3 separate regions of the Homo sapiens genome follow, and regions 2 and 3 are each linked to region 1. The links are chromatin loops, found by intact Hi-C in ENCODE. Cell type or tissue: B cell. All regions are shown on one strand.

Region 1 (8,000 bases):
ACAAAGTATGTTTTCTTGATGATACTTTATCGTGCAGCGTATATAATGTATTTACTTCTCATTTTGTATGTTAAATTTAAAAGTTTATCCTTTTTTTTTTTTCTTTTTTTGAGACAGAGTTTCACTCTTGTTGCCCAGGCTGGAGTGCAATGGCATGATCTCAGCTCACCACAACCTCAGCCTCCTGGGTTCAAGCGATTCTCCTGCCTCAGCCTCCTGAGTAGCTGGGATTACAGGCACGTGCCACCATGCCCGGCTAATATTTTTGTATTTTTAGTAGAGACGAGGTTTCTCCATGTTGGTCAGGCTGGTCTCGAACTCCCGACCTCAGGTAATCCGCCCGCCTTGGCCTCCCAAAGTGCTGGGATTACAGGCACGAGCCATCATGCCAGGCCAAAAGTTTATCTTTTAAAAAGAAACTTGGTAGTGCCTAACAGCATCATGATTATAGGACAGTTTTTATATTCAGAAACTGAGATAGATTAAGTAGACTTGTATTAATATTGCCAATAAAAAAAGCTAACCCTGAAATCGAAGCCCTTGATCCCTATCCTATGTATACTTTTATAAAATAACCTACATATAATTTATGTTTTTATTCTGTTACTTAGATACTTCCTTAAACTATAGTTTTTATAAATTCACGTTGGCAGTTTTTCCCCACTTTGAGATCAAGCATATTTTATCCATTACATTGATAAAATATTCAAAAAAAGTTAGCTAACTTGGTATAAATGTAGAGAAGTCTCAGTCATAATTAGAGTAAAATGACAACTCCTTTTTTTCTTTATTTTTTTGGAGATGGAGTTTCACTCCTGTTGCCCAGGCTGGAATGCAATGGCGCAATCTCGGCTCACCACAACCTCTGCCTCCTGGGTTCAAGCGATTCTCCTGCCTCAGCCTCCCAAGTAGCTGGGATTACAGGCATGCATCACCATGCCCGGCTAATTTTGTGTTTTTAGTAGAGATGGGGTTTCTCCATGTTGGTCAGGCTGGTCTCGAACTCCTGACCTCAGGTGATCTGCCCTCTTTGCCTCCCAAAATGCTGGGATTACAGACATGAGCCACCACGCCCGGCCCGACAACTCCTTTCTAAACTTTAGTAAATTAGATTGACTTAACCTGGAAGGCTAATTATTTCTCAGCACATCAACTAAAGTCATTATATTCTAGAAAATAAGGCTTACCCTTCTGGGGCATATGAGAAACTGAGCACCAAATCCTCATGTCCTAATAAAAGATTTGTTCTTTAACTCTACTGACAAGAAATTTTAATTAAATTGTCATGCTGCTGCTGAAAATTTTTGTAAGATTACCTTTGGAGAAGTATAGCCTCGGCAGATGATGTCCAAAGTAGATACAGGTGTACCACCTCAGGATAAAAGGAAGGGATTTGAAAAATTATTTTTTATATACTACCCTGCTCTTTTAAAGAGCTGGAAAGTTGAATGAATCTCATTATTACACTGGGAAAGAGAAAGAAAATAGCCTTTATATATTACTCTCACTTTCACTCACTTTTGCTTTGTACAAATTGATGTCCTTATTTGTTTATAGTGAAAAATTGCTTTTTATCAAAATTAGTTGTTTTCACTTTTTCAGATATTCTCATGCTTTAATTATATTTCTCTAATAAAATTCAGATCCATGACCAGAACTGTCCTTTGGCAAATGTCATCTGTGAATACTGCAATACTATACTCATCAGAGAACAGGTATTATTCATTTTCATAAATTATTATTTTCATAAACAGCTTAAAGAAGTGAATTAGGTTTTTTAATTGAAAATTTAAATCAATAAGGCAAAGAAATACAGATTGAAGAAGTATTAGAGCTGTGTGAAAATTTTTTATATAAATTAATATAAGTAATAAATACTTTCAGGGAGAACAAAACATCCAGCCCTTTTTAAGTACTTAAAATTCCTAAGTCATTAACATAATACCTGTGCTTTTGTATATTCATAAAAATTCCCAACAAAACCAATTTTAAGATAAAAATAATCAAAAGTAAGGGTCCCCATTTAAAGAAAGAAAAAACTAAGATATATATATATATATTTACACACTGTGAAATGAGGATCTCAAGTGTCCAGAGATTGGCTGAAAGAATAAGAGGGAACAGCGAAATAAAGGAAGGCAGTTCTGTTCAGTAGGAGAATAATATTTGTAGCTGTAATCCCTGAGGCATACAGGGAAGTTTTCAGATTTTTAGGACCTGTAGCCCTTCTGTTCAGTTGTCCTGTAGGCCACTGACCGGGCATCATTAGAAGTAGTAATTGTAATAGAAAATTATATGGTGGGGTTTTTTTGTTTCTTGAGATAGAGTCTCACTCTGTTGCCTAAGCTGGAGTGCATTGACACAGTCATGGCTCACTGCAGCCTCAAATTCCTGGCTCAGGCGATCCTCCTACCTCAGCCTCCCAAAGAGCTGGGACTACGGGCGTGCACCACCATGCCCGGCTAATTTTTTATTTTTTTAGATTTTTTGTAGAAACGGGGTCTTGTTATATTGCCTAGACTGGTCTCGAACTCCTGAGCTCAAGCAATCTACCTGCTTTAGCCTCCCACAGTGCTAGAATTATAGGTGTGAGCCACCAAGCCCAGCCCAAAGATTGTTTTGACTATTAGTAGAGAAAGGAAAATTCCATCTGATTGCTATCTTCTGACATTTGGGGAGTTTACCCACAAAATATGAATATTAACCATTAAATATTTATATACCCATGAAATCTGTAAACCCAGAGATCATTATTGATATACCTTACTGAGAAGCAGCAAGCAAAACCTGTCACTGGACAAGTTTGTTAACCTTAAAACTTTTTCATTGGTTTGTTAACAGTCTCTTAATTTTTCCAACAAAGCCTTAATTTGAAGGTGTTAAACATCTTTTGCTTATGAAGTCCTAACTCGTTTTCCTTTTTGCTGTCTTTTAACATTTAAAGGAAACCATGCAACAAATTAAAACCCAGCAAAAGAAAATACAAGAAAAAACCCTAGGCTAAGAGTCAGAAAACCTGGGTTTTAGTCCTAGGTTTAAACTGTGATTTTAACTGTGCCCTCTCATCTTTAACAAGTTGACATTCTAAATAGATCTGGGATCAGCAAACTGGCCTGCCAGCTAGATCTGTCTCTCTACCTGTTTTTGTAAATAAAGTTTTATTGAAAGACAGTCATACCCATGTGTGTATGTCTTGTGTATGGCTACTTTTGTATGACAATGGTAGAGTTTAATACTTAGGACAGAGGCAGTACAGCCCATATTTACTATCTGATCCTTTACAAAAAATTTTATTGGCCCCTGTTCTACACTGTTCCCTCTTGAGAAATGAAGGATTGAATTATAATAAATGGTCTCTCAGGTACTTCCTGTTTGAAATATCTACAACTATAGCTACATTAAATTTCTAAAGGGAATTTGGCACCTCTTTGAAAAAATATGATTGAGTATAAAGGATCTTACCTTAGAGAATGTGTCTTAGAGTCCCAAAATCCAGGACTGAGACTTTTTTTAGAGCTTCTATTAATGTGTTTAAAGTACCTTCTAACATCTGAGTCTCCCCATTGTAGCTAAAATATGCCCAGCTTAACAAAAGTTAAGAAGATTGTTGAAAGGTGGTCAAAGATGATTTTTGAGAGGTGGTCATGAGGCAAGTATGGGTGTAGTCAGTGGCTTCAGTGCATGCAGTTGACTGGTTCCTATTAAATGGCCTAGACCATAGTGGGAGTCTTAATCCAGTTTGCACTTGTAGCTATTGTTAGGTGTTTTTTCTGTAAAGTGCCACTAGAGGGTGCCAGTTCCCAGCAAGAGGAACAAATTCATTTTCTTGAAATGAATTTTGGATAATTGGAGGGGATATTATGAGATGTTGATATTTCCTTTCTCTATAACTTTTGAAAGTAGATGTTCTTTTAATTTTTGTGGGTGATGGTTTATGCTGCACCTATTCAACTGCCAATGTGGTACAAAGCAGCCATTGACAATACAGTTTAAATGTGATCGCATCAAACTAGAAAATGATATGCAAGGAAGAGATTTTTCAGCCTTTGTTTTGGATTTCAGATGCCTAATCATTATGATCTAGACTGCCCTACAGCCCCAATTCCATGCACATTCAGTACTTTTGGTTGCCATGAAAAGGTAAGGTTTTTTTTTCTTTTAATTCTTGAATATAAGTAAAAAAAAATATTTACATCATGTAGTGGAGAATAACAACAAGAATGTAGATGTAGTTGTAAAGCAGTGTAATAAGTGATATAATAGAGTTATTCATGGATGCTGTGAGCAGAAGCAAAGGCATACTTAGCAATGCCTAAAGCATTCAGACAGACTTGACAAAACATGATGCTTTGGGCTGAATCTTGACAGGTGAAATAGTTTTCCAAGAAGACAAAGGAGAGAAGACCAGTGAGAAAGAGTGAGCATGGTGATTTGAGGAACTACAAGTAGTTTGTGTTGTGCTAGTTCAACCCAATAGCAATGTAGATGATTTGAGGTGGAGGTGGGGGTACTAGTACCTGAGCTGTTGGAATACCTAAGTGAAGACAGCTTGAATTATGGCGATGACCGTCAAGATAGACCTAGGAGCCAGTACATATTTAGGAGAGAAGATCTACTGCCTGTGTGACTAAATAAATGTGATGAGTGAAGGAGAGGGAGGCGTCTAGAATGACTCTTGGTTTCTGGCCTTTGTCACTGGGTAGATGGAAGGGCCATTCGGCAAAAAAGAGTGAACACAGGAAGAACTGACTGGAGGTAGAGTTTAAAAAAAAAATCTGTTTTAATGTATTGAATTACAGATAATGACTTCACCCAGCTAGGGAACAGGTGGGATGACTGACATGCATTATGTGCTGTCTTAAGCCCCAAAGAGAAATTAGGACTCAGAGTATTGATTTGGGAAAGTGATTTGTGGTAATAATGGAAGTTGTGATTGAGATCATATGGCGTATGTACAGGAAAGAGAAGTATGCCAAGGAAAAGAGCCATGAACAAACAGTATAAGAAACAGATGAACCAGGCAAAGAGAAAGTAGTATTATGGTCTCCAAAATTAGTTTCAAGATTCATGATCAGTAGTGTCAAATGTCTGAGATTGATCATTGTTTATGATATGTCTTTCTTTTTGGAGAGTGCAGTTACACTTTTGGTTTTCCATTATACTTTTTTTTCCCTGACTTATGTGTAACAAACATACATTTAATAATTTAAAAAATAAAATGAGCAAAATGGTATGGTTGTATTTTGTGGGAAAATTCTGTATTGTGCTTAGAGAAAAAGAAAGAAATAAAATGTTAATGGAAGTTAGGTGAGATATTAGGTAACACCCTTTTTGGTCATCTATATTTTCTAGGTTTTTTAAAGACTATATGACCTTTTATAATAAAAATTGTTGTATTATGAATGTTTTTCGTATAATAGGGTGTTCTTAATGACCTTAGAATGGCATGGTGCCAGGAGAAATTCCAATTTGCAATAGATTTGTATACTGGGAATTGCAGACAATACAGGTAGACTATATTCTTGACTTTAAAAAAAATGGTATTAATATTAACTAGAGAGAGACAAAAGCTCTTCAGAGAGGTTTGTCCTTTTTTGATGGGAAAGACTTCAATAATTGTATTCTAAAGGAAAGTGTTAGAGGAAGAGATGTTTAAAGATGAAGAAAAATCACTGAGTAAAATCTCTGGGGTGTCGCAACAGGTCAGGTAACATTTAGAGCACAGGTAGAATGTTAATCTTGGAGAGGACAGGCATCTCAGTTAGAAAAGAAGGATGTGTGTAAATACATTTTTTGTAGGTGGGAGGGAGATTTATGTGAGTGAAAGCTGGGAGAGTAGTCATCAGATAGTCTGTTTTTCAGTGAACTAAGAGGCAGAGTCGCCTCATTGGATCAAGAATCTGTTGAAGGCAAAGGAAAATTGTAGAGAATTGAGGGAAGTGGTGTGACTACTTGAAAACTTCTTATTTGACCTGGCCAGGTCCTTTTCCTACTCCTCACGGTATCTATTCCCAGCCTAAGGCTTGTGCTTGATTTTTAGATGCAGAGGAATCACTTGGCACGCCACCTACAAGAGAACACCCAGTCACACATGAGAATGTTGGCCCAGGCTGTTCATAGTTTGAGCGTTATACCCGACTCTGGGTATATCTCAGAGGTCCGGAATTTCCAGGAAACTATTCACCAGTTAGAGGGTCGCCTTGTAAGACAAGACCATCAAATCCGGGAGCTGACTGCTAAAATGGAAACTCAGAGTATGTATGTAAGTGAGCTCAAACGAACCATTCGAACCCTTGAGGACAAAGTTGCTGAAATCGAAGCACAGCAGTGCAATGGAATTTATATTTGGAAGATTGGCAACTTTGGAATGCATTTGAAATGTCAAGAAGAGGAGAAACCTGTTGTGATTCATAGCCCTGGATTCTACACTGGCAAACCCGGGTACAAACTGTGCATGCGCTTGCACCTTCAGTTACCGACTGCTCAGCGCTGTGCAAACTATATATCCCTTTTTGTCCACACAATGCAAGGAGAATATGACAGCCACCTCCCTTGGCCCTTCCAGGGTACAATACGCCTTACAATTCTTGATCAGTCTGAAGCACCTGTAAGGCAAAACCACGAAGAGATAATGGATGCCAAACCAGAGCTGCTTGCTTTCCAGCGACCCACAATCCCACGGAACCCAAAAGGTTTTGGCTATGTAACTTTTATGCATCTGGAAGCCCTAAGACAAAGAACTTTCATTAAGGATGACACATTATTAGTGCGCTGTGAGGTCTCCACCCGCTTTGACATGGGTAGCCTTCGGAGGGAGGGTTTTCAGCCACGAAGTACTGATGCAGGGGTATAGCTTGCCCTCACTTGCTCAAAAACAACTACCTGGAGAAAACAGTGCCTTTCCTTGCCCTGTTCTCAATAACATGCAAACAAACAAGCCACGGGAAATATGTAATATCTACTAGTGAGTGTTGTTAGAGAGGTCACTTACTATTTCTTCCTGTTACAAATGATCTGAGGCAGTTTTTTCCTGGGAATCCACACGTTCCATGCTTTTTCAGAAATGTTAGGCCTGAAGTGCCTGTGGCATGTTGCAGCAGCTATTTTGCCAGTTAGTATACCTCTTTGTTGTACTTTCTTGGGCTTTTGCTCTGGTGTATTTTATTGTCAGAAAGTCCAGACTCAAGAGTACTAAACTTTTAATAATAATGGATTTTCCTTAAAACTTCAGTCTTTTTGTAGTATTATATGTAATATATTAAAAGTGAAAATCACTACCGCCTTGTGCTAGTGCCCTCGAGAAGAGTTATTGCTCTAGAAAGTTGAGTTCTCATTTTTTTAACCTGTTATAGATTTCAGAGGATTTGAACCATAATCCTTGGAAAACTTAAGTTCTCATTCACCCCAGTTTTTCCTCCAGGTTGTTACTAAGGATATTCAGGGATGAGTTTAAACCCTAAATATAACCTTAATTATTTAGTGTAAACATGTCTGTTGAATAATACTTGTTTAAGTGTTCCTTCTGCCTTGCTTACTTATTTCCTTGAGGTTACGAAGTAGCATCTTCCCCAGAGTTTATAATGCTGAGAACCACGTGGATACCAACTGCTCATTGTTATGCTATGTAACCCTTTTTGTCTATTCAGTGCAGAGTGAATTTCACAGCTCTGCATATGTCTTCATTTGTTTAATGCTTACAAGACAGGAGATGCACACATACAATCAGCAACATAAAAATTAAAAGTGACCCAAGTAGTCAGCGCATGTGGCATCTCATTGGTGGTGACAGAAGCTATGTGAGCCAGAAGTTTTCAGCTCTTTTGAATACCCTCTGGTTTATTTCGATTAAAAAGAACAAAATTGATTTCCTAAAATCAGAATTTTTTAAAACTTGGGAGATGATTGGAGATACCTAGGAGGTCACCAAACTAGGATTAGAAGTCACAGTGGTTGTATCACAACTTAGCTTGAGTATGTTGCTGTAGCCTAACAACTGCAGG
Region 2 (8,000 bases), 120 kb after region 1:
TAGTATTTGCTGGAAACCCAACTGCTGCCAAAGATGCCATCAACAAAATACAGGACACATCCTGTGTCAAAAAGAACCAGCAAAGTTGGAGAAAGTTCTGTAATAGGTAATGTAAGGAGAGAACGGTAAAGTGGAAGTGTTGCCGGCATTTGGTAACCAGCTAAAGTGAAACCAGAATATTGATGTGTGGGTGAGGGAAACATATTCGCACCTCAAAATTGAGGGGAGAAAAAGAAGAATGAAAGCTTTGCAAGTTTAATACACGAGTAAATACATAATTTTATGTAACATATAATTCTATGCTAAATAAATTGAACAAATAATTAATGACAGGTTGTTTGGAGGGGGTAGATGTTTACAAGGTCTTCCCGTAGGCCACGGTCAGATGGATTTCTACTGCTCTCCACAAACCCTTCTAGCTGAGCCTAGCTGTGAGCTTCTGCTTTTTAACGAAGTTAGTATATAGTGATGTCATTTATTATCCTGCTCCAGAAATGCAATATTTTTTAAAAGGGGGGGAAAGCAGAGAATGTCCTCTACACATTTGAAGAATATATAAAAACCTCTAAAATCTCAGAATATGTTACAGCTGGAAATTTCAGGGAGTTTTTTAAAAAAGTCAGCTTAAATTTAATAGACCGTTTAAATTCTTAGTTGATGGTAATTAGGGAGCAAGAGGCATTTCTTTAAATGCTGCTAGACAGAACTTAATCCAATTTAGGTAATCACTAACCTTTGCTTTTTTTCTCTCTTTCTCTCTCCCGTACATGAAATCCGAGGATTAATCTACAAAGGCCATAAACTGGCAAAGCATAAAAAAAGAATATTTAAAGAGGGAGACTGAGTGACTGGAACCTCAAAGGGCCAAGTCTAATTAAAATGCAAACAGGTCCCACAGGCTCCCTAATTTATATTGACTATAAAGCCAACACCGGGCAGCAGAAGGCATCGGGAGGGAGGTGGAGACACTTCACCACTCTTCCCTTCTGGGAACCTCATCTAGTGTGTTCTGCAATGCGACAGCCATCCTCGCCCAGGCCAATGCTAGTAATTCTCTATATTCACAATATCCACAGCGCCTGACTTTCCTTCTTCTGTGGCATCACTACTGTCAGAATTATCCAGACTATCCCTTCAGGCTTCATTGTTCACCCACCTCCTGTCTCCTCATTTTAGAGTCCCTGAATAGCTCTGGCCTTGACTTCTGATCCAGAAACTTCCATGTGAACCACTAGGATTTTCTTGAGAACTTGGGACCCTGGGTTCTCCATGGAAGGCCTTCAAGGGTAGATATCAAAATGTACTGAAAAGAGCAAGACGCTTGAGTTCATGGCTGTGTGACACTGGGAAATTAACAACCCTCTCTGAGCCTCTGTTTTCTCATCTGAAAATAGAGAAAATAATACCTTCCTACCTGAGTTGTTGGGAGGCGCAAATACCATTACCATAGCTATACCTGACTCACAGAAGTTGCCCAATAAATAAGTCAGCTCATTTGTTTTAACTGTACAAGTTTCAAAGTAAATCTTGGATCCCCAGGTACTGACAAAAATGTGAATTAACTCAAATTCACCTCTGATGCCCCATCACTGCCATCCATCCCCCTCCTTGGCTCCATGTGAAATCTTCTCTTGTAAAACAGTGCTTTCTGCTTATCAGGGTACCGCTCTCTTTGTTCCCCAATTCCAAACCCCATAATATTCTGTACAAAATCCACAAAATATTTTATTCCTATATTTCAGCAACTAAAATATTAATTCACACTGACTTGTTAACAAAGGGTCATTTCTACAAGCATTGCCTTTAACATGTATTTACATTTTACATACAGAGAGGCAACTCTTGAGAACAAACCTTTAATGATGAACATTAGACATTGTAAGGATCTTTCAGAGGAACTCACACACTGTTTTTCAAATCAATTCTGTATTGGGTCTAGCTCTGCAAAAAGAATGAAAAGGAAAAAGGCTGCAATTTAAGAGAGATTTCAGCATATTTTACCTTGTACAAAAGGAACAGCCACAGGAAAACAGACACATGCATACCTACAAATCATTAGTATGGAGAAATCTGAAAAAATTAAGTAATCCACAAAGTCCTTACTGAATTCAATTTTCTACAGATAAATGGCTTTAATGCTGAAGATACATTAAGTCAAGGAGCAAAGTGAGGATTATGATTTAGGTCTGGACTATCAGCAAGAGATTTTCAGATAACCAATATAACAGTTTTCTAAAGACAAGATTAGGGCTTTTTTCCCCAATAACTGAGCCAATTTGTAACATTCTGTGAAATTTTGAAAATAAATAAAAAGCCATCCATCTAATCAACTATAACGTGAGCTAATCAACAATGGAGAATTGAAGGGAAAGACATGTCCAGACTATGAGTCTGGAGTAACAAATCTGTAATCCATTCTCAGCTCCATCCCTGTGTGTATGGCTTTAGACAAATTACTTAAATTCTCCAAGCCTCAGTGGGCTCATCTATATGATAGGGATATAATAGTACCTATATCATTGTTTGCATGAGGAGTATATAATATTATCAAAGTCTCTCAGTGCAAAGTTTAAGACATCATTAAGACCTCAAGAGGCATTTGCACCTTTCCCCTTTTTAAAACAAGTGGCACATATTTGTAATGTTCTAAGACAGAACATTATTGAAATTTCACCCACAGAAATAAATATATATCCATGGCCCTCTGGACCTGAAAGAAATGAGGTCCCACCCTTGAGAAACAAAGTAGTCTAAACTAAGCCTTTGAGAAATAAGCTAGTTAGACTTTCTTATTTCTAGTGCCTTTCTTCTTTTACATATTAGTGGTTCCAGTTGTTAGAAGCATCAGTAACATACTCAAAGAACAATGGTTGCAGTTGGAAAAACTGAAGACAACTTTGTGGATTGACCAAGCATCACTTCCCTTATCTGAAAGGCTACATGCTACAGAAACCGCTCTAAACAGCACCCTTGATCCTGATTCTAGGGCTGCAACCAGAGAAGACTAACCAGCCAGGTTCCACAGACAGGAGCCCTGCACCTTCGTCAGTCATACTGGGAACCTTACCAGGGGCTAAATTTTAAATGTGGCTAAATTAGTTTCTGCAAGCTCCATTTCCCCTCCTGACCCGCTAGCTGCTTCGTGTTGTCAGTAACAGCGCCTTCCACCCCAGAGCAATTTACCACAGCTCAGCACTTTGACATTTTGCAGTATGTAGGGCAATGAAATGTCATGACTGCAAATTTCTACGGTGGTCAGGATCACCAAAGAGAGGTCAAAAAGGGTAGTCTCCCGGGCTTGATCAGCAAGGGTCCCTTGAGGATGGTGGGGGATGAAGGCAGTACATTGGGCCGGTGGCATCCCTTTGGTCCTTAGCATGGGTCATCTGAATGTGCACGTGTCGTCTGGGCAACAGGTCCAGAATTCTGCCCAAGCAGGGAAGCCCGGAGATTCCAGCCCAGAGCTTTTTCCACGCGGGTCTCCGGGGCAGACGTGCAGCTCAGACGCAGCGCGTGAACCTTTCGTCTTGTGGGGCGCATCGCAGTAATTGAAACCTTGCGCACCGCAGGACTGCCGTGGCGTCTATAAATACTCACCGCCTAACTGCTGACAAACAAAACGCGGGCTCCCGGCACCGCGGGGGAAGAGGCGGCGGCAGCATGTGACCGAGGACAGGGACTGGGTAGAACTGGGGGTAACCCCTTTTGCCAGACAGGAAGGCATCCCAGAGCGGATTCCTGAAGCACAGTTAGCAAGCACACAGCCTGGTCCCACCCCGGGCGGCGGCCTCAAGGAAAATGGGCCGGAGGGTTGGGCAGGCAGGGTCCCAGCTGCCCGGGCGGGGCCCCTAGAGCGCCCCCTGCGTGCAGCGAGCCCGGCATGCGCGCACAGTAAGCGCGCAGAGGAAAGCCTCGCCGAAAGGAAGGCAGGCGGGAGAAATAAAACGGAAGGGGGATACTGCGGACTCCCAGCGCGGGGTCCGCAGCCGGGCCGTCCCAGGGCTTGCTCACAGCCCGTCCCGGCGGGATCCCCACTGGCTGGGCCCTGGCCCACCCTAGTCCGCAGAGCGCGCGCGTGCAGCAGCGCACGGGACAAAGTGGCTCCCTGCCCTGCCCTTCTCTCCCACGCCTCCCTCCAGAAAAAGGGGGACCGCCGGGAAAAGGCTGCTGCAGGCGCGAAATCTCCCGTGCTTAAGCGGGGTCAGCTCTTTAGATTTGCCCCCCAGAGGGAGAACGAGAGAGTCAAACAAGCCGACTTTCTTTTTCGACCTCCCGGCTCAGCCTAGGTCCCATGATCACCAGCATCCGCATCCCACCTCACGGCGGTACTTCAACCACCCTAAAGAGCAGACCGGGAGCGTGGCCTGCCCACCTCCCCACCATGGTGGTCTCGAGTAAGATCCCCTACGCCTGCCTGCAGCGTCCGATCGGAGGATCCTTAACCATGCAGGAGTTCCCACCTGGTTGCCCCCCCAAACGTGACACTTTTCCCTAGCTCCTACCCCCGCCACGCCGCGCCCCGTCAGATTAGCGCGCGGTAATTTTCGCTCAATCCTGCGCGGTTGCTGAGCCTATGACTCCGGCCCCTCCCAGAGACGCCCCCCACCCACCACTCACCTCCTTGGGGTCCCCGGCGTGAATCACCCCGAGTCGCGCACACCCGCCGCTCGCCTCCGCCCCAGACTCCGCGCGCCTAGGAAAAAGTTTCCGGTCTTCCCGAGGAAGTTTTCTCACCGGAGAGAAATGAGCGACCTGGATGGTTCTCCCCGTCGCGCTCTGCCCAGCTCTCCCTCCCTCCGTCCCTCCCTCCTCCCCCAGCTCTGCCCTCAGATGGGGTCCCGTCCAGCCTCGGTTCCTCTCCAGCGCGAGTCAACAAACGCTTCGGCCGCGGAGCTCCCACAGCCGGGCTGGTGACACGTTTCCCTCCTCTCTCATCTTACGGCCGCCTCCTCCTCCTCCTCCTCCTCCTCCTCCTCTTCCTCCTCCTCCCCCTTCTCCCCCTCCTCCCCTCTTCCTCCTTCTCCTCCCACTTTTCCTGTCCCGGGCACCTAGCTTTAGTGTCTCTCCAATGTCCCCCAACTCACTTCACCCCATCTCACTCCTCCTCCCCTTCAGCAACTCTCACCCTGCTGGGGAGAGCGGAGAGGGGGGCCCTGCACTTACATCCAGTTCAACAATTTCAGGAAATCCAAGCTTTTTGACTTAAAAAAAAAAAATTGCCGAGGAGGATGCAGCAGGTCAAGGGAGCTCCGTGCTTGCGTTTCTCTCACACAACGGGAGATCTGCAGCCGACCCCCGCCCCCGGCCCAGCTGCCCCGCAATGGGAAACTGCCAAGCCAAGAGGTGATTCTGGGGCTCACTTAAAAAGGAGCAGGGCGGAGCTGAAGAGAGGAGTGGAGCCTGGAACTCTGGCGATTCCAGAAGTTGTTTTAAGTGCATTGATGAAAATATAATGCAAGTGAAATCTTTCCCTTGTTTGCAAATTCTTTTAAAGCTCCCAAACTCATTTTCTAACTGCAGGTTTCATGAATTAGAGGGTCCTTCAGAGTTTGAAACCACAGAAAATCAACAAGCCAAAAATTAAAAATAATGCATAATTATTTTGAAAACTGTTGGGTTTTGTTTTGTTGTTGTTCTTGTTGTTTTTTGCAGGTGTTAAGAATTTAGTGCAGCTGTTTGCAGGACTCACTACCTGCATCATTTCACCCTATGGTTGAGCAGGAAATACTTTAAAAATGCTGCCCGATCGCACATCACACATAGGCTTTGAAACCACAGTGACATTTGCTGAAGAAAAAGATGTGCATGTCCTTTTATCTCAAAACTGAGCAAGACTCATTTTCATTTTTTGATTTGGTCATTGCGACCCTACAAAACCTATGTGTTACGGTGGTTGTGGGCATGAGAGCGGGTTGAAGAAGTTCTGGGTGTCTCATTTGTCCTGCGATATTAGGTAAAGCTAAAAGATCCTCAACAGAAGCCCTAGAATGATGAAGGGCTTTAAATTTCATCCCAGGAATCACACACAATGAAAGAGACTGGGCATGGGACACATGCCTGGGAAACAAAATCTTTTTTTTTTTTTTTGAGACAGTTTCCCCTCTGTCATCCAGGCTGGAGTGCAGTGGCATGATCTCGGCTCCCTGCAACCTCCACCTCCCCGGGTTCAAGGAATTCTCATGCTTCAGCCTCCCGAGTAGCTGGGATTACAGGCATGCACCACCATACCCGGCTAATTATTGTATTTTTAGTAGAGATAGGGTTTCACCATGTTGGCCAGGCTGGTGTAGAACTCCTGACCTCAAGTGATCCACATGTCTCGGCCTCCCAAAGAGCTGGGATTATAGGCATAAGCCACCGTGCCTGGCAAGAAACTGAGAGGACAATGAGCAGGGAGGAGACTTAAAAGAGGCTCGTCTAAGGGATTAAGAGCCAAAGCCTGGAGCCAAAATGGCAAGGTCTCCACAGCAGCTCCTCTTCTTCCCATACTCTGGTTATTAGCCAAGTTACTTAACTTTGCTGTGCCTCAGTTTACTCATATGAAAATGGGGATAAAAGTAGTAGCTCTGTCTTAGGGTGGCTATGAGGATTTAGTGAATTCATACAGAAAAAGTGTTTAGAATCCCTGCTGGGATTCAAAGGATATTAAGCTATTATTTTTCCTATCATTATCCCTAGGGCCTGGGAAGTGGAAAGGGAACTAGTTCTACCCGGCTGCAGGGAGATCAGTTTGGGAACATCCATTCTACATTGCTAACTCTCTCAATCTCCTTCAAGTTTTATTTCAATAAGACCTACCCTATTCCACCTATTTAAAGTTGTAATTCGCCCCTCCCTCCCAGTCTCCCTCATTCAACTCTGCTTTTTTTTTTTAATAGCATCTATAACCTTGTAACACATTGTATGGTTTACTTTAAGAAAAAAATTTTGGCCGGGTGTGGTGGCTCACGCCTGTAATCCCAGCACTTTGGGAGGCTGAGGCGGATAGATCACGAGGTCAGGAGTTCAAGACCAGCCTGGCCAACATAGCGAAACCCCATCTCTACTAAAAATACAAAAATTAGCCGGGCATGGTGGCGGGTGCCTGTAATCCCAAGTACTCTGGAGACTGAGGCAGAGAATTGCTTGAACCTGGGAGGTGGAGGATATAGTGAGCACTGCACTCCAGCCTGGGAGACAGAGCAAGACAAAGAAAGAAAGAGAGAGAGAGAGAGAGGAAGGAAGGAAGGAAGGAAGGAAGGAAGGAAGGAAGGAAGGAAGGAAGGAAGGAAGGAGGAAAAAATTATTATCTGTCTTTTACCACCTCCTACTTTCAGGGTAGAACATCAGCTCTATAAGGGATCGGTTCAGTTAAACAAATCTGATGTTTTTAATTCACTGATATTGCCCAAGTTTCTAGAATAGTGTCTGGCACATAGTATGTACTCAGCAAATGACATAGAAATGAACTTATTTAGCGTATGCTGTACTGATTGCCTATGGTGGGCAGGGCATTGTGCAATAAGAAAAAAAAGGTTAATCATGAGGCCTGTCTAAAGATGAAAGAGTCTCCTCTGGGAGAAGCGTACTTCCTGGTAAAGAGAAGTATTCACAACATACGAGCATGCCATAAAAAAGTATTGAAGGACTGAAAGGGAAGTTTAAAGAGGTTAAATTCTTTTCTAACCCTAAGAGTTTCTCATTTTGTAAGCAGATATTTTTTCTTTCTTTTTTTTTTTTTTTTAAAACAGAGTCTTGCTCTCTCGCCTAGGCTGGACTGCAGTGTCTTAATCATAGCTCACCATAGCCTCAAATTTCTGGGCTCAACTGAGCCTTTGCCTCAGCCTCCCAAAGCACTGGGATCACAGCCACCACGCCAAGCCAGAATTTTCTTAAGAGGAGAAGTAGTCAGTATTTCCATGGAAATCAGAGCTTCTCCTTAAGGACCATTAATGCCAATATATGATGCTTGTCACCAGCCAAATTCTAACCAAAATTCTACCTAAATGTCAATGGGACTT
Region 3 (8,000 bases), 190 kb after region 1:
TGCATTCTCAAGCTCTTCCTTCCTCCCATTCTCCCTGTAATTGATGCTATGGGGTGCATTATGCTCATGCACATGGAAGGCCAGAAAATTCAGGACTGATATTCCTGGGAACATTCTTTTTTTTTTTTTTTTTTTTTGGAGACGGAGTCTCACTCTGTCACCAGGCAGAGTGCAGTGGCATAATCTCGGCTCACTGCAACCTCTGACTCCCTGGTTCAAGCGATTCTCTTGCCTTGGCCTCCCGAGTAGCTGGGATTACAGGCACACGCCACCATGCCAAGCTAATTTTTGTATTTTTAGTAGAGACGGGGTTTCACCATGTTCGCCAGGATGGTCTCAATCTTCTGACCTTGTAATCTGCCCACCTCGGCCCCCCAAAGTGCTGCGATTACAGGCGTGAGCCACCACACCCAGCCCCTGAGAACATTCTTAACCAGTGACTAAGGAAGTTGCTGTATAAATATTGCAAGTCCTTTTCCTCTTGTGTGGGAGAACTCTTGGGTGCATGTTCCATGCTGGTTCTGGGAGTCCCCTGGTAGGATTTAGCTTCAGTCACCCACATGGGTAATTTTCTTGACAATTCATCTTTTATTGGCTACTTTCCCTTGCCCACCTAACTTCCTTACTTGTGTAACAGTAACCTTCCAAATAAATTACTTGCATTTGTATCCTTGTCTCAGGGTCTGCTCCTGAGTGAATTCAAACTAAGAGGCTCTACTTCGCCCCTATTAAATGCTCTCTGGGTGGACTCTAATGGGCTCATTCTTATTAAAGTGTAAACAGCTCCTAAGGATCAGGGGAGTGAGTTTCAAAGTGGAAATATACTTAAGGCAGTAGTTCTAAAGCAGTGGGCTGGACACACGGGAGTTCTTGATGCGCTTGCTGCCAAGTTTTGATCTAACGGTAAAATCTATTTTTGCAACAACTGATCGTACTTATTGTTATTCACTGTCAGACAGAGTTGTGAACCGAGAATACCCTTGGGGACAGAGTAAATTGGGGTACCATTTGTAGCACATATGAGTAAAGAAGCCCAGCATTATGTCAAGCCACGGAATGATGATGTGTTCTTTTGAGAGGACACAACAGGCTTCCAGGTCAGGATGGTAAATTGTTCTGCTCTAATAGTGATGGTGGTGGTCGTAGTGGGGATGATGGTGGTGGTGGTAGTGGGGATGATGGAGTCATTCTTTGACATGGAGTCAAAGAATTGCCACATAACTAACGGGATAATCATGGGTGATGTACAGACACTTTGAGACATCATAGAACTGTAAAAGTGACTGTGTTGTCATTATGGTGGACTTGTTGAGTATGGATGAGTCTCTTCATCCCTTTAATCTGAGAAGTGTGCCAAAACACACATACAAAATCTTTAATTGTGGCTTTCAGATCACAGCCAGTGAGAGGGATCTGGAAGAAAGAGAAGACAAGGAAACATTTTTGGAGACTTTGAAATCATATACCACCACCACCATCATCATCCCCACTACCACCACCACCATCATGCTCACTACCACCAACAGTAAAAGACTTGGTTCCAAATAAGGAATGTTTAAACTGACTGTGATATTCAGTTCTCAGGTTTACCTGTTGATTTTCTTTGAAGAAAATCCCATCACTAAATGTACAGTTTGAAAACCATAGATATGCCTGATAATTTTATTCTTAAAACTACCATTAACTTGCAGGTGAGGAAAGTAAAGTTGAGAGAAATTAAATGACATGCCTGAAGCCACAGACTAGACGTGAGCTAAACTAGTACACAGCTGTGGTCCAAAACCTCACCATGTCTAGTGCTCTTTCTTCTACATTATTCTACATTTGCGTATTGATGATGAAACACATGGTTTAGTAATTTCTTGGCGTTGATGCTTGTTTTGGTGAGAATAGGTCAGAAAACAGTTTATAGAAAGTTCTTAGAATTTAGGCTGCTCCAAGAAACTCACCAAAACAACTCCAAGTCTTTCCCTCCCTGAGCCATACTTAACACTTGTTATTCCAGGAGCTGCTTCGATGAGACATATTCTCACAGCTTATCTAATTTGTCTACACTCTCCATACACTTTGCTGAATGCCCTCAAATTTCACCTGTATCCGTCTACTATTGCTGCAATACTGCTGCAAAATAAAAACTTTGTGACTGAGGAAAATAAGCCTTTCTTTTTCTCACTTACAGATCTGCAGGTTGACTAGGGCAATTCTGCCTTAGTTCAGGTTTGTGTCTGTTCCATGTGACTAATTCTGGAGCACAGGGAGAAAGGGCAGTGGCTACCCAAGTTATGCTCTTCTGTTGGCTGTCAGAATAGCAGAAGGCCAAGCCAAACAGTGCAAGCATTATTTAAAGCCTCTGATAGAGTCATATCTGATCACATTCCATTGACCAGAACAAGTCAATGCCCAAGCCCAGAGTCAGTGACTCAGGAAGTGTACTGTGTCCCAAGGTGGAAGGGAAATGAGTGAAGATTTACTGAACAATACCTCAATCTATCACATCAGCTAAAATTGTGATTCCCACGAAGGGAGGTCAAGCAGGTCTTTCCAAAGTCCTCTAAATCTAAAATGCAATACTATTAATCAAGTTAGTCCCATAAGCTGCGAGGAGGAGACCATCCCAAAGTGACCTTTCCTGAGACACCCAGGGGGAATGTGTAATGGCACTCTTCCAGGCTAGAGACAGCAAGGTAGAAATTATCTAGTGGAGACCATGGCATTTCAAAAATCAACTACTTCACTTCTAAAAACCTGCCTCAAACCAAACTTTCAAATCCCCTTTCTTTGAGGATTGGGGCCTGAAGATAGAGAGAAAGAGCAGATGTGGACGACTTATATTCTCCATCCTCAATAATCAATTTCTAGCAATGGAAGTCTTGGCAAAGACACAGAATGGCACAGCAGCTATAAACAGGCTACTGAGTTTCACAATTGCATGTTTGAGTCTCTACCAATGCTGGATACATTGGTTCTTCCTTTCAACTCTACAACATCCATTTCCCCTCTTTCTTCCTAATAAAATCCCAATTTTTCTCAGGAAATGTTCCCCCTCAGGGGACAATGACCCACCTCCAGCACAAACCCCAGGGACAGACTGAGAGGGAATTCCATTCACCTTGCCAATGATTGGTTCCCAAGTAGGTAAGTGACCTAGATTGGGCCAGTGAGACATACAGTGTGCCTGTGGGGGAAAGTTTGCTGGAAAAAAGAAAGAGATTTCAAGAAAAATTTCATCATTCCAAGGAGAAAACTCTAGGAATAAACTGTCCCTCTCTTCTTCCCCTGGACGTAGCAAAGGGAAATGTGGGGAGTACTTTTATTTTTTCAACATTACACAATTATTACATGTTCTTTTTTAGCACTGTGAGAAAATAGAGATAAGCAATACAAGAAAAGGAAGAAGAAGTTCACACCTGATCCCATCGCCCACAGAAATCACTGCGAACATTTGTGCGTATTCTTTCAGATTTTTTTGTTGGTGGCTGCTTTCAGAAGGAAAGGAAAGGGGAAAAACTGGTATCCTCATGCACTACTTCTGGGAGGGTGCATTGGCTTGGCCTTCTGCTATTCTAGATGTCATTGCTAGTGCCCTATTTCTGCCTGAGGATGTAGGCAACAGGAAGATGGCAGAGCAGAGAGGTGGAAAGAAGAGGCACCCTGAGGACATTGCTGAGCTGCTGAATCAACCTCCCCTGAAGCTTGCCCTATGTCCTCATTTTTAAATGAGATAATAAAATATCCTTGTTGATGACTCTTGACTTGAAGTTGAAAGCGTCTTAACAGTATCTACCTCTGCCACTTCCTAGCAGTCTGCCTTTGAGTAAGCTGCTTAATTTCCTTAACTTCATTTTTGCGCCAGTACCTCTGTCATGGAATTGTGAGGAGTGAATGACAAGGCATATGAAGCATTTGCAAACTTGTTGTGTCTAGTAGCTGGGAAGGGGGAAATATCTCACAGCATGATTTTATTACAGGGCTTTTTGGTGCCTTCTAGCAAGAAAGTACAGTTCTGGGGAAATAACTGCAGTTTCTGCACTTCCTTCATGTTTAGATTTGTCGCCCCCTGGCCGTTTCTTCTAGAAATTTACAACAAAAACCATCACAATGGGAAGGGCTCCTGTCCTTTTTAGGGTGTGGCAATCAGGGTCTTTTGTAGTCATCACTACCAACCCTGTGAATGGGTAGGAGCCTCAAGGAGAAGAGATGTGGGGGGTGCTTTTATTTTTTAAACATTATACAACTATTACATGTTCTTTTTTTTAGCACTATGAGAAAATAGAGATAAACAATACAGGAAAAGGAAGAGGAAGTTGACACCTGATCCCATTACCCAATGAAATCACTATGAACACTTGTGTGTATTCTTTCAGACTTTTTTGGTGGTGGTTGCTATGAAAAGGAAAAGGAAACAGGAAAAAACTGGTATCCTCATGCACTGCTTCTTGGAGGGTGCATTGGTAAAGCCTTTATTAGAAGGCAACTTTGCAAGATCATTAAAAAATAATAATAATGCACCTCCCCTTTCACTCAGCAATTCCGCTTCTAGAAATCCATCCCCTGGAAGCAACAACGAAGGTAGTAGGTACATAGATTCAAAGTGCCAGCACCCACTACTCACAAAGCAAAGACTTGGGACCAACCCAAATGTCCATCAATGACAGACTGGATTAAGAAAATGTGGCATATATACACCATGAAATACTATGCAGCCATAAAAAAGGATGAGTTCATGTCCTTTGCAGGGACATAGATGAAGCCGGAAACCATCATGCTCAGCAAACTATCACAAGGACAGAAAACCAAACACCACATGTGGGTTTTGAACAATAGGTGGGAATTGAACAATGAGATCACTTGGACACAGGGCAGGGAACATCACACACCAGGATGGGGGGCTGGGGGAGGGATAGGAGAAATACCTAATGTAAATGATGAGTTGATGGGTGCAGCAAAGCAACATGGCACATGTATACCTATGTATCAAACCTGCGCGTTGTGCACATGTACCCTAGAACTTAAAGTGTAATAATTAAAAAAAGAAAATATGGTACATATACATAATGGAGTACTATTCAGCCATAAAAAAGAATGAGATCCTGTCATTTGAAAGGAGATTCCTGGCTAAGTGACATAAGCTAGGCCCAAAAAGACAAAGTGCCAGCACCTTTATACACATCTTATGTAATTCAGTCAGTCCTCACAGCAACCTTACTTTACTTAATAACAGCTTTATTGAAATATAATTCATATACTAACTCAGTCCATTTAAACTGCTATAACAAAACGCCATAAACTGAATGGCTTATCAACAACAGAAATTTGTTTCTTACAGTTTTGGAGGCTGGGAAGTCCTAGATCAAAGCACCGGCAGATTCAGTGTCTATTGAGGGCCCACTTTCTGGTTTATAGACGGTGCCTTCTTGCTGTATCCTCACGATGGAAGGGGTGAAGGGTCTCTCTCCAGCCTTTTCAGTAATGGCAAAAATCTCATTCAGGAGGGCCCCACCCTTATGACCTAATCACTTCCAAAACGTCATCACATTAGTAATTCGGTTTCAAAAGATGAATTTCAGGGGGACGTAAATATTCAGACCATAGAACCTACCATACAATTCAACCATTTAAAGTATACAATTCAATGGCTTTTAGTATATTCACAGATAGGTACAACCATCACCACAGCAAATTTTAGAACACTTTTATCACCCCAAAAAGGAAACTTCATACCCATTAACAGTCACTCTCCATTTCCTCCCTTCCCACTCAACCCCAGCCCCTAAAAACCACTTATCTACTTTCTGTCATTATACATTTGGCAATTCTGGACCTTTCATATAAATGGAATCATATAATATGTAGCTTTTTATGACTGACTTCTTGCACTTAGCATAGTGTTTCAAAGGTCATCCATGTTGGATCCTGTATCAGTACTTCATATCTTTTTAATGTGACATAATATTCCTGTGTGTGAATATGCCAAATTTTATTTATCTCTTCATTAGTTGATGAACAGTTGGGTTGTTTCCACCTTTTGGCTATTATGAATAATGCTGCTATGAACATTTCTAAACGAATTTTTGTGGCAACATGTGTTTTTATTTCTCTTGAGTATATACCTATGAGTGGAATTGCTGGGTTAAATTGTAACTCTGTGTTAACCTTTTGGGGAATGCACAGACTGTTTGCAAAGCAGCTGCATCATTTTATATTCCCACCAGCAGCACATGAGGATTCCAATTTCTCCACATCTTCTCCCACACTTGTCATCTATTTTTAAAAATTATATCCATCCCAGTGAGTGTAAAGTGCGTCTCATCATGGTTTTCATTTGCTTTTCCCTGATGGCTAGAGGGAGATTATTACCATGACTTTCAATGTACAGATGAGGAAACTGAGGCACAGAGAGGGTAATTAATTTATATATCATGGCTTAGTAAGTGTCCAAAATTGTGTGTGTACAACAGTACATGCAGAAGGAAGTTCGCTGCAACACTATTTGTGAAAACAAAAATTATAACTGTATGTTTACTAGCAGGGGTTTATCCCTGCAGAGAACCATTATGCAACTATCAAAGAATGAGGAAGGACCATTCATGCTGACACAGAATGAGCTCCAAGACATGTTGTTAGTGAAAAAAGCCAGCCACAGAATCATATGTACAGCACAAACCTGTTTGTATTAATACATATATGGATTGGAAGGCTCCTCACCAAACTGTTCACAATATCCCCTAAAATAAAAGCTCCATGAGAGCAGGGATTTTTGCCATTTGGTATATGGTGAATGGCTGTATTGCCAACCTTCAAACAGCATAGAATAACAGCTGAATCTGTTGTTAAATGAACAATTCCTTGAGACAGAGGAATGAAAGGCAGGAACATATGTAGATGAACCCATTTTATTCTGCAGATCCATGTCCTCTACACATGAATTCATGTAGTAGTTATATTATTTTTGACACAGAAAAAAATAATGAGGAATTCTTGAGGCCTTTAGCAAGAAAAAGATGAGGTCCCCAGAGAGTTGGTATATAACTGAGGAATGGCCTCAGTCTCTTCTGAGGATGCTGCGAGGACCCTCCTGGGCCACAGTGTCCCTCATTTCAAGTGAGTGCAGCTCTCACCCAACTGAGCTCCACCTCTTAGGGTTGAATTGGGGTTGATTAGCTGGTGGGGCAGACACAGGCCTGCTCCTGCCCTGCTGGACATCCCACCCTGATCAATAAGCCACTCTTTCAGTTAACAGAAATCCAATGTTGGGTTGCTAGCAGTGAATCTTGTTTTCATGCCTGAGAAGATCTTAAAAATCAATAAGGATTAGAGGGACATGACCATGTATTGTTCGTTCTATTGTTTTTTCAATATTTGTTTAATTTTTCATTCCAGTTAAGCCCTCTGAAGAGGCCCAAGGATCAAGGGCTTCTTGTGAAACACAGACAGGTGCATACGTCACATCACTCAAGGCTAATGGCAGGTTAGTGAGTTGAGAGACAATTAGGGAAGGGACCAGGAGCTGTGGTTTGACTCTGTTTTTCCAGTCAAGTCAGGATAAAGGAATGATCTCTATTTTATAACAGGTGCAGATTAAAAAATTCAAACAGTGAAAATGGCAAGTTGCACCAAAAGTGAGGATTAGTGGAAGCCAGGAAAGAGATATGTAGGTTGGGTGGACAACAGTCTGCTCCTCACAGTTGAAGGGGATGTTATGGTTCTGATAATGTCTTCTCGATTTTTTTATGAGCAAGGTATCTCCACATTCTCTTACTCTAGCCCTTTTCTCCTGCCAAGAAGGCACAGAGCTAGGTGTTCAGTGGGGTATGGATTGGGCATTGTCTTTGACTTCCCTGACACAACTGTTCAAGTACCAAGTCCTATAGATTTCACTCCAAAATAACTTTCTATTACATCTATTTCTCTCCATCACCACTGTTATTGTTTTAGTTCAAGTCACCATCACCTTGAGTCTGGATGTGTACGGTTGCTTCCTAAGCTGTCTTCCTGTCTTG

The links. Peaks named below come from ENCODE experiments on the same cell type or tissue, not always from the same donor. Only the 100,000 strongest peaks of a DNase experiment are listed, where the experiment ranks them.
Region 2: a loop joins it to region 1, with 4 times the contacts of the local background. A loop is called at or near these places in 6 of 110 quality-filtered maps.
Region 3: a loop joins it to region 1, with 26 times the contacts of the local background. A loop is called at or near these places in 55 of 110 quality-filtered maps.

The regions. Positions count from the first base shown.
Region 1 is chr11:36,488,691-36,496,690 of GRCh38, reverse strand. It overlaps TRAF6 (TNF receptor associated factor 6), which reads left to right. Exons shown (of 7, transcript NM_004620.4): 5 at 1,644-1,715; 6 at 4,063-4,140; 7 at 6,041-8,000. The coding sequence ends at 6,853. Among named protein-coding and RNA genes, the nearest start is that of TRAF6, 18 kb to the left of the region's middle. In B cell, CTCF peaks have their summits at 3,590 and 3,801 (motif pointing right); a DNase peak (open chromatin) is centred at 3,770; H3K27ac peaks cover 1,650 bases.
Region 2 is chr11:36,373,322-36,381,321 of GRCh38, reverse strand. The region is part of intron 1 of PRR5L (proline rich 5 like); the gene reads right to left. Among named protein-coding and RNA genes, the nearest start is that of PRR5L, 81 kb to the right of the region's middle. RefSeq lists a silencer at 3,813-3,962 and an enhancer at 3,556-4,127. In B cell, a CTCF peak has its summit at 3,863; DNase peaks (open chromatin) are centred at 261, 3,061, 3,761, 4,381 and 1 weaker place; H3K4me3 peaks cover 2,909 bases; H3K27me3 peaks cover 2,988 bases.
Region 3 is chr11:36,303,133-36,311,132 of GRCh38, reverse strand. The region is part of intron 1 of PRR5L (proline rich 5 like); the gene reads right to left. Among named protein-coding and RNA genes, the nearest start is that of PRR5L, 11 kb to the right of the region's middle. In B cell, a CTCF peak has its summit at 4,046; a DNase peak (open chromatin) is centred at 4,062.